Regions from separate parts of the Homo sapiens genome. Here region 2 is linked to region 1. A link is a loop called in an ENCODE intact Hi-C map of the cell type or tissue named here. Cell type or tissue: Calu3. All regions are shown on one strand. Links, peaks and the distances in the headings refer to the core of each region. The heading gives the core; the rest is flanking DNA. Region 1 has its middle 210 kb from the start of ZIC1. Region 2 has its middle 31 kb from the start of ZIC4-AS1.

Region 1 (7,481 bases), core at 1,515-6,514:
CAATAAACATTGCTTATTAATGAAACACATTGCTTAGCCTGTCAGGATGCTGTGATACTTTTCTGTAAATACTTTACATGTGGGTTTTCTTTCAAGTCAGTAGAAAAAAAATTGTAAAGAAACATGCAGAAACAATTGTGTAAGATTTTAAAAAGCAAGATTGCTTGGTGGTTCCGGGTATATGGTGGGGAGGGGTCCTACCTATTCCAAGGGAGGAATTTCCTCAAATTCGTGAGAGATTTTCCTAATTTTTGTTCACAATTCCTGGAAGAGATGACACTCCTTTGCCTTCAGACCAAGATAAACACATCATGTTGAAATATTAATTCCAAATAATCTATTGCTATAAAGGTGCGGACATTTTGTTATTTAATATTCAACCTCAAATATACCAGAGTATTAAGTAGAAATAAATAGTATTTTAAGGACTTGCATTCTATAATCTCTCAGTAGCAGAAGGGGATCTCTGTTGTAGGCTACTGTCAAAGGGCACTTAAAATAAGATTGAGAATGAAAAATGAAACCTAACACCAGTGTCTCTTCTGACTACTCTGCATAATCTAACGTACTTAAACTCTTCCTGCAAAACCCTGCTGCTTTTCTGTTGCTTGACATTCTGACCGTTTTTGAACCCTTGAACTCTGACAGAGAGGAGGGACTTGGAGAGGTTGTCATCTGATCTATGTTAGAAGGCAAAAGGAATAGCTTTCTCTCTAATAGCACTTCTTTCTGCCTAGCAGTTGGTGGGAGATTAAAACGATCTAGGTGGATAAGGCTGGTTAGAGGTCTGGGGACATCACTTTTTTGGGAGGGCTTGTCTGCATGTCAAAAACATAGGTAGGTCATTAGAAGTGGAATGTTTATTTTTTCCCCTCTTCTTTTCTGCCACACATTAATAACATTTTACTATTTATTCATTTTTATGATTTACTCCAAGTTTTGAAGAACGAATTCCTGCTATGCTACTGTCCAGCCAGGATCGTGGTTAGACACTGACATTCTGAATTCCAGCCATATTAATTGCTGGATAAAGGCTATAATCCCTCTCTCTTTGAAGCCCAAGGCTGATTTTTAGGCAACACTTCAAAAGCAGAGCACAACTGAAGAGGCATATTTCCTACCAGCACTGAATTACCATGATTGACTCAGCTTGCTTTAGACATGGGCCTTACATATTTGGATATCCAGCAAAACAGTTAGATTTTTGATATTAGAGCGTGAAAGAAAATACCTTTTGTGATCCAAAAGCTGATCTATTACTCTTTGGGAGATATTTAGATGGCTGTTTAAACTACTTTAAAAATAGAAACACCTAAGTCATTCTTTTTTCTAATAGAAAACATCATGCTTGAAAGTTGTCTCTCTCTCTCCTTTCTCTTTCATATTATGGCACAAATAATATGAAGCCATCAGTCTGAGTCCACTATGATTAACGACAAAAGCCTATGTAAATAAGATTTTCAAACATTCTCAAATTATTATAACCCTTAGAGATCCTTTTAAAAATACTTTTAAAATCAGCCATTGAACATTTATATCCAACACTCGTAATGCCATTGTAACCAGCATTTTAAAATAAGGAAGTGTGATGTATAAATATCCTTCAAAAGACTAGACAAAAATGATAACCACTAAGAACATAAAAACAAACCCCCAACCAAAAAATGACTGAAGTAAATGAAAATTTATGACCAACATGGAACTTTATATTAGTGTCTTTTTCACTTACAGCGTGTTTATCTCCGAATCTGTACTGTAAGGACTTTCTCATATAGGATTTGCCAAGTATGCTTAGTGGGCTATGTTTGAGAAAGATTAACAGTATTTCACATCAAAGGAGGACCCTGCTGCATGGTCTTACGAGATTGTCATTCACTCCCATTATGGCTCATTTGCACAAGATTTTCATGTAATATGAGCCATTGTTTTGATGGCAGTGATTTGACATAAAGACAGGGCCGAACTGCATCTCAGCCTCCTAGTCAGTCAGGCTGGGGGGTATCTTGGTCCCAAAGAACTTGCCAAACATAAAAGGCAACTGTTACTCAGTTATGGATTGGCCCCACCCCCCTCAACTCTACTCCCTTGTTTTTAAGGTGGAAAACTTCTTGAACGTGCATGGATACCATAAAAATTAGACAATGCCTGCTTGTGCAAGATTAGATACAGTTTAACCAGACAAAGTTTCAGATATCCTATTTAAAATTGCAAGTTATGAGCTATTTTAAAGAGCTGCTTTTTCTTTTTGTGCTTTCTGCCATACTTATTTTGATTTTAAAATAATTTGAAGTGGTGAAAAGTAATGCCTGAGCTACATTCAAAACTTTTCCACAAGCAATATTTGTGTTTTTTTTCTGGTGAGTTAGTTTCATGGCTATGCATAGAATACGTATTTACATACACTAGTCACTAACATTCTCTCCCTCTTTCTTTCTGCAAGCTAGATTAAAAAGAAAAAGAGATGCTATTGATGCTTCCGCAGTGCCTAATAATGTAAATAGAAAAGAAATATTCAATCAATAATCTGGATGATTCTAAATGTGATTTTTATTTAACTAGATTTTATTTAACTAAAGAGACAATTTTCTTATTAAGTCTATTCAGTATATATATAGACTTTAATATAATAAACTTAATAAGATACTTTACAATATTTATAAAATATATTTAGATGTATTAAATATATAAGTAACATGAAAAGAAACATTTTGAAATGGTTTATTCAAAGTATTAAATTAAATGTGAAGAATTAAGAATGAAAACTACCTTAGAATACAATCAATGTTTAGTGCCTGGTTTGAATTTTCTAAACTAGTGTGTTTAAAATCTGTAATTGTAACTCTTCTACAGCATGTACTATTAGTAGCAAGGTACTGGTTAGTTTTATGTAACATTTGTTCCATGCATTTAGATACAATGATGCATCCAAATATTTAAATTTTTGAAATTCATTTTGTAAACTATACCAATATCTTACCTAAATTTTGTGTTTAGAACAAGAATGACTATAATTTTGGGGGGGTGTTGACTCATTTTTAAGCTCTTTACAGCAACCATAAAACAAACAAAAGTCATAAAACAAAAGTGAACTCAGGTGATTTCGTGATACTTGAGAAAATATTTACAAGTGATTAATATTTACTCACATAACATTTTGTAAAAATATGAGCAAATATAAATTTTTAGTCTAAAATTATTGACCCCATTCAACCTCAAGAAATTAATGACAGAAATATAATTAGGATAACATTTTATATTTAAAAACTGCATTAAAATTTAGCATACAGAAACTAGCATGCTCAGTAAGATATTTTTAAAATATATATTTTCTTAGAAAAATAATGAACAAAATAAACATAAAAACTAAGAATGAGATAAGCAATCAGAATATTTCCTGCAAATTTTTAGTTTGAAAAATTTTAACATACAAAAAAAGTTGAAATACAGTACAGTAAACATTCGCTTGTTCTCCACTCAAAATCAACATTTTTTTGCTACATTAAGTTTATCTTTTCCCTAAATCGCTTGAAAGTAGTGACACTCCTAAATTTTGCAGCACGCATCTCCTATGCACAAGGCTATTCTTCTACATAACTACAATAAGAGAAAAATTGAAATACTTCTGTAAAATCTGGTTATCATAATATTTAAAATTAATTATAGATTAATTAGAGCTCAGGGATAATTAAAAATGCATAAATCTTTAATGGCAAATGCAATTTTACTGATCTATATAAACACTTTTTCAATTACTTTAAATTTATATTCAGACAACACATTGATACTTCCATTGGAGTTTATAGATACATTTTGAAAACAAATACTAAATTATTAGCTAAATGTATTTTCCTTTATGAAACGCTTTCAAAATACATGAACAATAGCGCCCTCTACATTTGGATAGCAAATCATGAAAAAGATTTTACTAGTTGAGAAAAGGAGCATTTAACAGTAATCACTGTGGGTTTGGGGACAAATTATGTGATTGCAATACATTACAAAATTACATGGCAATCTCTCACATGAGTTTACAGTATTTTAAACCATTGATTTAGTATAGAAAATCAAACTCTGGAACCTCAATATTGTACCATGTAGCAAAACACTGACAAAAATAATAGTCAAGAGGAAATAGAAGGCTCTCTAGGAAAATATAAACCTACTTAAAAATAAATTTAATTATATTATTTAATAAATTTTCAGAAATCAGTTATAAGTAGTTAAAATTGTGTTATTTTCCTTCCTTGCTTATATAAACAGAACCTTATGATGTTTTCAAATTCAGAGGTGCTCCAAGTCTTTTAAAAATGCTATTTTCCAGTATCTACCTATTGAAGAAAATACAGACTTAGAATCTAACCTTTAATATGCTTTCATAAAATGAAATAAAATTAATTGGTAATTTTAAGTTCTTTTGAAAATTCTTTTTCCGATTAATTCATAATAAAGTTTATAAAATTACAGACATATAGAATATAATATTATATATAAATCCTCATGTCTGTCACTAATTAGCAAAACCATCCCCTAAACATTTAGTACATCATCCTGCAAACAATTCAGAGAAAAATATGTGCATATTTAATAAGTTAAAAAAATAGATTTTTGTATCATAAAACAAAATTATAAATATATATTTGTGTTTCCTTTTTCCAACTATAAACACTTTATTTTATGGCACCTGAATTTTTATTTGTCTATAGTCAACTTCGTAAAAAAGATGTACCTAATGTCAATAAAATCAATTCCACGTATTTGCATTTGGAAGGTTTTGTTTTCTGTTTAATTTTGTTTTTTCAGTGCAATTTTTTCACTTAAGATAAATATGCTTATTTAAAGAAGTAATATTTTGCTTAAATATATTCTTTTAAATACATTTGATACTGTGTCACTATTAAGCTTCAAGGACAACGTAAATGCTGTAACCTAAAATAAAAACTTTTTAGTAAATTATTTGTGAGCTGTCAGTGGTTAAAGAGCAGATTAAAGTAGTTAAAAACTGGAAACATGTTCTGTTATTCCTGCTGAATTTAATGCAAGAGTCTCAATGTCTAAGATACTGCATTTTAAATAAAAGGCAATAAAACAAAAGTTAAAAACGAATAAGTGACAAACATATTTTATTTTTAAATAGTCAACAATTAAAATATCTGAAATGAATTAAATTCCTGCAAACTATTTTGTCTATGTTAAGTTACAGGAAAGCTGCACAATAAAAAAGCTTGTGAGGAAAAAAAAAGGAATGCTCTTTGAAATTATCCTTTTAGTCTTTTCCTTGGCTTACAGTGCCATGAAAAATCCTAGAACATGCTCTAAAATTCTAAAGACAAAATGCCAGTGACTCTGGGGATCATCTTGTTCATTTTAAGAGCAAATTAAAACAGTGAAAGAATGGTGCAAATAATTGTTTCATATGTTCTTTGCTTGTGACTGCTGTAATCATCGGGCCTGATTTACAAATGTAGACTTGAAGGTTTCTCAGCTTCCTGCAGGGTAGAAGACTGTTACTTTGGCACTCGCCCTCTCGCCCTTGTAATCACCACTCAAAACTGTGCCCTGGTACTTCCAATTCCCAGTCTCTTGATTGAACACCTCATTCTGTGCTAACAAGGTGTCCAAGGTATTTGAACAGGGGCTCCAGTCGGAAAATTGTTAATGGTTTTGCTCATTAAGAGTTCCTGCACTAGTTTTGGTAATTTGATAACTGTCTAAATTGCAAGTTGATTTTCCCCCCTTCAGCTTTAAGGATGCTAAATTTAAGACAGCAACAGTAATAGCTGAGTTTCAAAATTGACAAGGGAAGTTGAATACTGTCTGTGTTATTATGCAATAGTTTCCACAGGATTAATAAAATTATCTTGAACGTCTAGGTTTATTTTCCATTTATTTTCAAGATTTTATTGAATATAAAAAATTTTCATAGGGTGCACCTATGAAATAGCTAAGATTTCCTGAAAGTTTAAGGGACAAAAAGAAGCAACAACAATGATTTGTTTCAAAATGTGAGAAACAATAGAGCTATGACAGTATTTTAAAATACTTTACATTAAAATAAAATCAATTAATTCTATTTTTGACACAACATGATTTCTACAAATATGTAAGTATGTCTAAAAACACATATAGCCTTATTTATTTTTAAAACATATAAATAATGTTGGTTTACTTTACTATTAGAATGACTTTTCATGGTCATTAATTATAAAGTCCATTTTTATTCATATAGAAAATTTTAATAGATATATATTTTTGCTGAACAGTTTATTTAAAGAATAATTGCAAATGTGGTCTGAAAGCTTAAAATTGGCTTTTGGAAATAATAGATGTAAAAATTCTGAGAACATTTTTCATGAGTTAAATGCATTTGCCTCTATTGAAATGCCTTAACAATGCCAAATTATTTTATTATAGAATCCATTTCTTTATATTTCTATACTCTATAAAAGATATATTCCCTTAGTGGAATTAAGAAAGCCAAATTAAGAAAAAATCAATATTTATTGATTCTTTGGTTCAGTTTAAGACCTGTGATCTACTTTATCAATTCAGATTTTAAAGGGAGAATATTTCTAAAAAGAATTTTTCTTACTACCTATTTCCTTTTTTCTTAATCACGAAAGGCTATTACTAAGTTTGGCAGCAACATCTCCAGGGATTTCTTTTAAATTGTTTTTAGTGATTTGGACAGTTGCCATTTTCTCAGAGATGAAAATGTGGGAGAGGAGATTCAGCTGAGGATGGAAGTTTCTCCCTATATGGAGCAAAGGGCTGTTTTAAAGTGATTTATGTGGCAGTTTTCTTCTGTGTCACCATTATGTCCCTGCTGCCTGAGTGTGACAACGTGGTGCTGGCTAACATTTTGGTAATAATTTATTGGGATGAGATTTTTTTGGGGGCCTGAAGTTCAGCCTGCAATCATTTTAACACTCTGCTAAAAGGCTTAAGTTCTCTCCAGGCTTATTTATTTTTCACTTTGGAGCTGTGCACTCACACAAAAACCTGCCTACATAAATCTGCAACTTTTCTTTTTGAATTGAAAGTTGAATGCAGACCATGACTTGTGCATATAAAAAAATGCAGAAATAATGCCCCCCTACTGTGTAAGTATTTTTGTTTTTCATGAATCAAGCCCAAAGTTATTTAAATTAATTCTAGCCTCATCAGCGTAATAGAATATCATTTTTTGGCTTCTTAAAAATACTGATGCATGGATGTATTTTTACTGGTTATTTGATCAAATTTCTCATACATCTTAAAATTATATAACACAAAGAAAAAAACTGATGGCTATAGTTTCATGCTAACAGACTTTAATCAATCAACATTAAAGTATAATTTTTGATGGTTATAAATCATTATATTTTATTATATTTTTGAAAACACAGAAAACAAAGAATTTATAAGGTTTTTTTGTGTGTGTTTACACTGAAAGCTCTGCAATTGATTAATCAATCGGGGACTCCTTGAAATTTTACTCTTTG
Region 2 (7,481 bases), core at 1,194-6,193, 260 kb before region 1:
TACAAAAACACAAATTTATAAAACATATTTCCAGGCAGCTGCAATGTAACACTATGTTTTAAAATAAATATTAACGTTAAGCATGTAACTCAACAAATATCTCAAATGAAACTCTCTTACAGAAATATAATAAGATAGCAGAATATCTAAAATTTGAAGTACAATACCATCATTAGATAATGTGGCGTATTATATAAATTTTATTCCTTAGCAAATACTCTATCATTTGTTAGTTCGGTTAAGTAAGAAATTTTTAAGAATATGTTATTATAGGTATCTTTACTCTTGTATAAATAAACAACCTATAAAAAAGGTTTTAAATTACTATAAATTTGTTTTGATCTTGGGATATGTGTGTATACCTATGTGTATGGGGGTATACGTAAATACATATATAAAGCTAATATGTAAAAACCATATAGATTATTAGATTATTTCAATATAATTAATATTCATACTTTATGATGTAAAATGATGAAAACTTTTTTCTTGTACATTAGTTGATTAAGATCACATACTCAAATTTACAAAATAAGATTTGTTGATATTTAAAACAACAAATAATTACAGATAAACTTTTCCTTTGCGGAAAAAATTTATAATTAACTCCTCATCCTCTTCCCTAAGCATACCAGGATACTAAAACTTGCCTGAAATATTATTTGAGTCCACCAATTAAATAATTATGTGCAATTTTTACAATCTGACCAAACACAAATCAAAGCCCATACATATTTAGCAAACTTTATTATCTACATCATTCTTATGCCAGTGACTGTACTATGATTTAGTCTTAAAATCTTCATGAGAAAGAGGATATCTGAGCAAAAAAAAAAAAGTATATTTAAGAAGTAGGGAAAAAACTAGTTTTATGGGTCTTTTTACTTATTATAAAGTCATCTACATAAATAATCAAATAACGGTTTACTCACTTGTTTGAATATATAACTGTAATAATATAGGGAAAGAGGGAAAGTAGTTCAAGTATTAGACCATAAAGCAATTCAGACGTATTTAACTGATGGCAATAGAAAAAAATATTTAAAACATAGTATACTTCTAGGAATTAGGGCTTTTCTTTGAGATGAATATATCTTAATTTCATAAATGATGATCAAAGGTGGAATAAAACATTCATCAGGGTGAAGATTGTCAGCAATTTCTCTTAAGAATTTGGAATGATTTGAGTAAACAGGAAAAGGAATACAGAGATATTTAGGGGACAGTGATGGGCAATCAATGCAAATGTTTTACTTTATAGACTCAAACTATATAAGCAGCTCCTGCCAGTTTTTATAAAATCCTACATGTTAATTAAATGTGAGATTAGAACCATTTTTCCCATTTTAATTCTTACTCTAGAGGAAACACATATTATAGAGCCTTGTACTCACCTTTTGCAGATTTTACAAGTCCTGGGCACCTTGTCAGGGGCTACCCAAGGTTGCCTATGCCTTCAGCCAGGTGAGATTTTAAGAATTAACACTTTCTAAAATCACATACTCAGCTGATAGTTTATGTGGCCCTCATTTTCTCTGTTTCTATATATCTACCCTGTTCTTCCTACACTCCAATCTTTTTTCATATTTGTATTTATAATATATCTTTGGGGTATAATGTTGTTTGTCTATATGTCTGTATACACACAAGGGATTATCTGTATGCGTGCGTATAGGAAAATCGTCACTGAAAACCGCAGAGTTCACTTAATTGTGGGATTCATAATCCATTACTCAAAGCATCTTGACTATTTTCACTGAAACAAATGTGCTGATAAATAACTTTCCTGGAGAAAGAATGCCATTTAGGAACTTTGATCTCAGGAACTCACTTCAGAAGCATTTTACCTTTGCCAGCCCTTCACCCCATTTCTATCTCTGCTTCTAATACACTGGTTGCCTTCGGCTCCATGAATAAATAAATATATATAGGCCCTCTGGAGAAATGTTTGTGTACACCTTTAGCTAGTGTCCTGTGGAGTTTTTTAAGCCGGAGGGGATCAACTAATTGAATAGCAACGCATCTATTTTTTATAGAAAATATTTCTAACAATCTATAAGAACCTTCAGTTTTCTGTTCTAATACTAAATCCACTTCACCCTCAGCTCCTGTAAATTTCAAAGCCCATGTATTTTCTTCCAAAATTACTTAAATAGAAGGCTAGTATATTGTGAATTTTATCAATGTGAGAAAATATTTAAGAAGAGACTTAATGAGCCAATAGTGTGTTTTTCAATCATTTTATTACACAGCTTGCATATGAACTCTTGAGGTTTGAAGGTAATTACATTTTTTCCCAATAACATGATCCAAATATATGACTGCTGATCCTGAAAATACAATTTCAGTCCTAGGCAAATTAAAACAAATGGAAATAAATCAAAATCAACTCTTTGATTTTGAATAGGGAATCTACCTGTGAGGAGAACATCATAAATAACTGTTGCTGGATGATCAGCAGAGTGGTCCTTAGCAAACTGGTAAGAGAGGACACTCTGGTTAAAATTCCTAGCTTGCTTGCTTTCTTTCTTTCTTTCTTTCTTTCTTTCTTTCTTTCTTTCTTTCTTTCTTTCTTTCTGCTTACAAAATTACATACGAGATGAATTTAATTGAATCCTCATTTGGAAAATTAACCTAATTCTTCATTTAAGGATTATAGAGATCTTTACATTTTCTCATTTATTCCCAAACTTTGAGAACCTGTTTGATTACGATGATTTACTGTAACACTATTGAAACACACAAATGGCATTAATTTTCCAAAACTTTCTGTCTCCTCAAGGCACCCCGATAGCAGCGGAAGCTTTTCCAAGCAATTCCCTGGGGACATCTCAAGTTTTTTGCCTGAAGTGCAAACGAGTCATAACTATGAATCTTGGCAAAGTAACTTTGTTTCGACTCTTGGGGTTGTGGGGAACCCCTGTGTGTCCCTCTTTTCCCTCCCCCAACCCTTTCTTAAAATCTTGACATCCACTGGGAGGAAAAGTAGGTTAATTAGGCAGGAGTCTCTGGCTCGGCCCCCAACGGCGGTTTTCAGGTGGCTGAGAGACCCGCCGCCTTCCGAGCGCGAGTGATGAAAAGGGGAGGGAGGCCGCGCCGGGCGGGCCGGCCGCTCACAATGGAGCAATTATTTGTCTAAAGTTCCATCCTCTGCGGAGCTCCTTGCATAATTCAAACGTAATTAGGCAGACGGTGTTCCTTTTAAAGGCGTGACTTTGGGGGGTGGGAGGGATGCTTATTTACTTTGGGGCTTCTCTAGGATATCAGCTCCCGGTTGAGCTGAAAAATGATTACAGGCAGATTTGCACCATCTGCATGGAGAATTCAAAAAGTTTGTTCTCTTGCAAATCAAAACCTTTTCAACTTTTATCTCTCTTACCCGCTCCTTATCTGCAACCTGATGTCATAGACTCTCATTCAAAGACCGTTAGCTGAAAAAAAAAAAAAAAAAAAAAATCCTCCCGGGACTGTGCTCACGTGCCTAACAGTCCCAATGGTCGCCCTCGCCTTGATTTTTATTCCCCTCATTCAGCTACCATTATTTCCTGGTGGCCAGGACTAGGTCTGAGTCACGCCTTCTGCTCAGGTCTGGAGCTGGGTCGCAGAATCTCCGCCAATTTGGAGATTGGCCCTAAAAAGTCTCCATGCAGCGGGAAAGTTTGGGAGCAGAATCAAACTAAAAAAAGAAAAAACGAAACAAGCAAACAAACAAAAAAACAGCTTTGAGGTGAAGGGTTAGGCTTACCCGGTTGGGAGAAGGTTGGAGTGTTCTGTTTGTTTACCTATTTTATACGATTTTCTTATTTATATGGAGGTAGTGGAGGCGATGCCAGAGCGATGATCAAGAGAAGGGTTTAGAAATGGCACTATTAAGAAGATGCTTGTTTTTGCCTCAGTCAGCTACGGATGGAGCTCAAAAGGTTTCACTCAGCATCGTCCAAAATCGATTGTAAATACACACTCTAAATACATATACATATGTACCTCTAGATACATATTTAGCCTAGGACATATCACCTAATATACATTACACATCTGATATATTTATTGCCATACATTTGTATGTTCTTATAAATAGCATATACCACTTAATATTTATATATCATTTTATGTACTCTTTTAATACACAAAAATAAAATGAAAACTGTATCAACGTACTCCAAATACGGAGATACATATTAGTTATGGGAATATGTTAGGCGATGAATATTAAATTTTAGGATCTGCTTGGATGCTGAATTTCATGCCCTTTCACAAGTTGTTTAAAAGCTGTGGCCTCTCACCGGGAACCCAGCATATACATTCATCTCTTTCTTCCTTAAAAGCTCTAGCACTACCTGTTACTTCCAGAGCAATGGAAAAAAAGTTCTTGTTCAAACTATAGCCCCTAAGCCAATAGATGAAACTCGTAGTTTGGAGGAAGACTGCGACAGCTTAGGCCACCGGAAAATGACCCAGAAGTTCAACTTCTGCGCTCTCCGGGGAGGCTGGGTCAGAGCTCCAGCTCAAAAATGTCTTAAATCCGTTCGGGAAGATCATCTCGCACTGAGGCCATTTGACCTGGTGATACCAGGTTGTTAGTAACGCTTGATGTTTGGGGAGTTCGGCATATTTGACTCTCCCTGCGGCTCCTCCTCCTAGCCCACCCCCAGCCCCCAGATCTGGGCCCCTTGGAAACACTCTGGCCTCCGCAGAAAATTTTGAAGAAAATGCAAAGGGAGAACTAATATTGTTTTCCTATTATTCGATTTGCGTTCTCTGGGTTCTTAATTCCAGCCTTTCCTAGGTGCTATTCTGCGCCAAGAAGAGTTAGGTTTTGCCAAGCACTCCCACATCCAGGATTCTTGACCACACAGAGGGATTTAGAAAACAGAAAACTCGTTAATTTTGAGCGATTTTTTGGAAAAAAAGTTGGGTGGGAAGGGGACGGGTGCTGCACTAGGAAGAATCAAGAATGGACCGGCCTTGCCCCGATGCAATCGGCTTCCTAGGATGGGATGGGGGGTAGGGGATTGCATTTCTTTAACCCAGATCCACGTGCCTCCCCACCTGCCCCGGCGCTGGGCGGTTAATATTGTGCGAGTTCCTGAGCTGTACTGAGAACATATCCTAATGTCTATAGAAACTTGGTGGAAAGAATCTGATGAATGTGTCTAATTGGTTTTACTTGCCATCTATTCACAAGAAGTAAAGGTCCATCATTAGGCTTAATTGAGTTTTTTTTTTAAGTCGCTGCCTTTAATGATCATAGAAGCAGCTAAGTCCAACACCAGCATTTGCGTCATTTTAATTACCCTGTTTATTTGTTGCAGATATGGCAAAGTTATCCAATATTTCCCCACATCCCTTCCAACTAAAAGGGGAGCTCAGCAAGCTGGGCAGTCCCGCTTCCAACCCAGAGAGGGCGAGGGTAGCGCTTGGAATTTTGAGATTGGGCTGTCTGGCGCGGCTTCCAATTCCAGTCTTTTCCGCCAGGCGCGGCTCCAGTTTAGACCGCGGCGGTGGTCTAAATTCTTCGCCTAAGGAACCACCGCCTAAGGAACGATTTGCCATCGGATTTGTCCTCGGCAAATGTCTCACCAAGCTGTAGATGGATGAATGGATAGATACATGATAGGTAGATCGATCGATAGATAGTTAGAGAGGTAGACAGACGGATAGATCCCCGAAGCTTGCGGATAAATGTTCTGGAAAAAGCTGCTGAAAAGCTTCTACACAACCTTGTTTGGGGGACCATGGTCCCCAGGTAACCTGCCCACGGGATTCTACACTCACCGACACAAATAACGCTCTTGCCAAGTTCCCTCCCCAGCGGGCCAAAACCTGAGGCTCCCCCATTCATTCAAGAGTTTCTTTTTAATAAACTTACTGGTAGGTAGTTGGTTCATAGTTGCCCAACCCACTCCCTGCAGCAAATCACACACAAGAGCAAGCAGGCAATTAGAACCACTGTCAGAGTGCTTGAAAATCATCCATTCTTCACATTAATTAAGCTTTGACAACTGAAGTTTCTATGGATTGGGACCTCAAAACTTTCTCTCACTTGAATAGCAGGAACTTAGTAGCGTCTGCTACTCAAAATGTTAGCCCTCACTTCACCCTGGCTATTCTGTTGTTTTTTAAAAAAATTAAAAATAATTCGACCTCTTGAGCATTTTTGCACAGGGGGCAGGAGCTTGAGTTTTGAAACCTTTGTCAGAATCAATTCTCTTATTCAGGTGGGATCTGTGGATTTACTTTTTTCAGCAGCAACACCCTGATAGCATTTTAAATTTTTGGTATGATTTTTATCTCCCACCTTTCTAAATTTAGGAGTTCACTGCATAAGGCAAATCAGAGAGAAGCCACCTAAGCCAAATGACTGGTTTCATTCTTCAATGTTTGGCAGAGACTTGTAGATCAAAATGAAATCTTAAAAGTTTTTTTCTTTTTTCTTAAAAAAAGATAATAACAGAATTCATGCAAATGCCAAGAGGAGAGCAGCTAACAAATTATCTTCCAGAGCAAGGAGACAAGTGGCTATTTGGCAGGTGCCATTAGCCACAGCTCTGTACTTGGACACAGATCTGCACTGAAGCTGCTCAAGCTTGGCTCACTGAGGATGTGAAATGCCCTGTTGACTATGGGCTCAATGAGGGCCTAAATGGCCAGCCATAGGCAGCTGGTCCAAGCCTCCAACTTGGCTCCTTTAGCCATAATCCTGAGAACTGTGCCCCAAAACCCCTATGAAGTGGGAGCCACAGAGTCTGAAGCATGTATTTGGGCGAGGAAGGGTCTGGAAGGTGTAAAAGGTCTCACCTCAGGAGCCACTTCAGTACCCCATAGCCTGCTAGCTACTCTGTATTTAAATTTCAGCTTATCCACAGAACTCCAGGATGCAAAAGTCATTTCTCCCCAGTGAGTCCTGGCTCTGCGGTACAGGTTGAACTTGCTGGTCATTCTGAAAGAGTCTGAATCAGACAAAAGTAGCCTGAAACTCGGGCCTCACCTTCCCCACAGCCCCTTCACATTGCTTCCAGTGCGCTAACCTTGCTGGGAGGGGAATGTGGGAGTGGAGGTAAGAGCGGTGCGGGAGGAGAGAATCGGCAACGAGAGTGTTTGAATTGCAAGTTTCATCCTTAGGAGAAATACCAGAAGTAAAGAGCCTCCCAGGTGGTTGAATCCTTGGGGGCGTTTCTATAGGGCCCCCTGAGTGAGCCATCAAGACCCAAGACTATGCCACCCCAACCCCTTGGCTCAGGAAAATCATTGCCTCGTCCCTGTTCCTCCTTCTCTGTCATCGGACACACTCACTAACTTCTCCAAGACATACAATTTGGGACAAAAAAAATCTGGTTAACAAGATCATTCAATATCATTCTTGCTATCAGTTTTATTTCGATTTCCAACCCTCCTGTTATTTTGTCCTGTGCTTCTGTTCTTTCCACCTCCACTGGGAAGGGAGGTCTTTTTCCCTTTCTCCTCCTCCCGCCAGGTGCTGG

Evidence for each region. Hi-C counts contacts between places; a loop is a spot of excess contacts. Peaks named below come from ENCODE experiments on the same cell type or tissue, not always from the same donor. Only the 100,000 strongest peaks of a DNase experiment are listed, where the experiment ranks them.
Region 2: it touches region 1 in a loop (2.0-fold over the local background); 6 of 110 quality-filtered maps call a loop at or near these places.

What each region holds. Positions count from the first base shown.
Region 1 is chr3:147,613,328-147,620,808 of GRCh38, forward strand. No RefSeq gene overlaps it. Among named protein-coding and RNA genes, the nearest start is that of ZIC1, 210 kb to the left of the region's middle. RefSeq lists a silencer at 559-608. In Calu3, for the core only: a CTCF peak has its summit at 3,892; no DNase peak of the experiment used is centred there.
Region 2 is chr3:147,351,759-147,359,239 of GRCh38, forward strand. No RefSeq gene overlaps it. Among named protein-coding and RNA genes, the nearest start is that of ZIC4-AS1, 31 kb to the right of the region's middle. In Calu3, for the core only: no CTCF peak of the experiment used is centred there; a DNase peak (open chromatin) is centred at 3,103.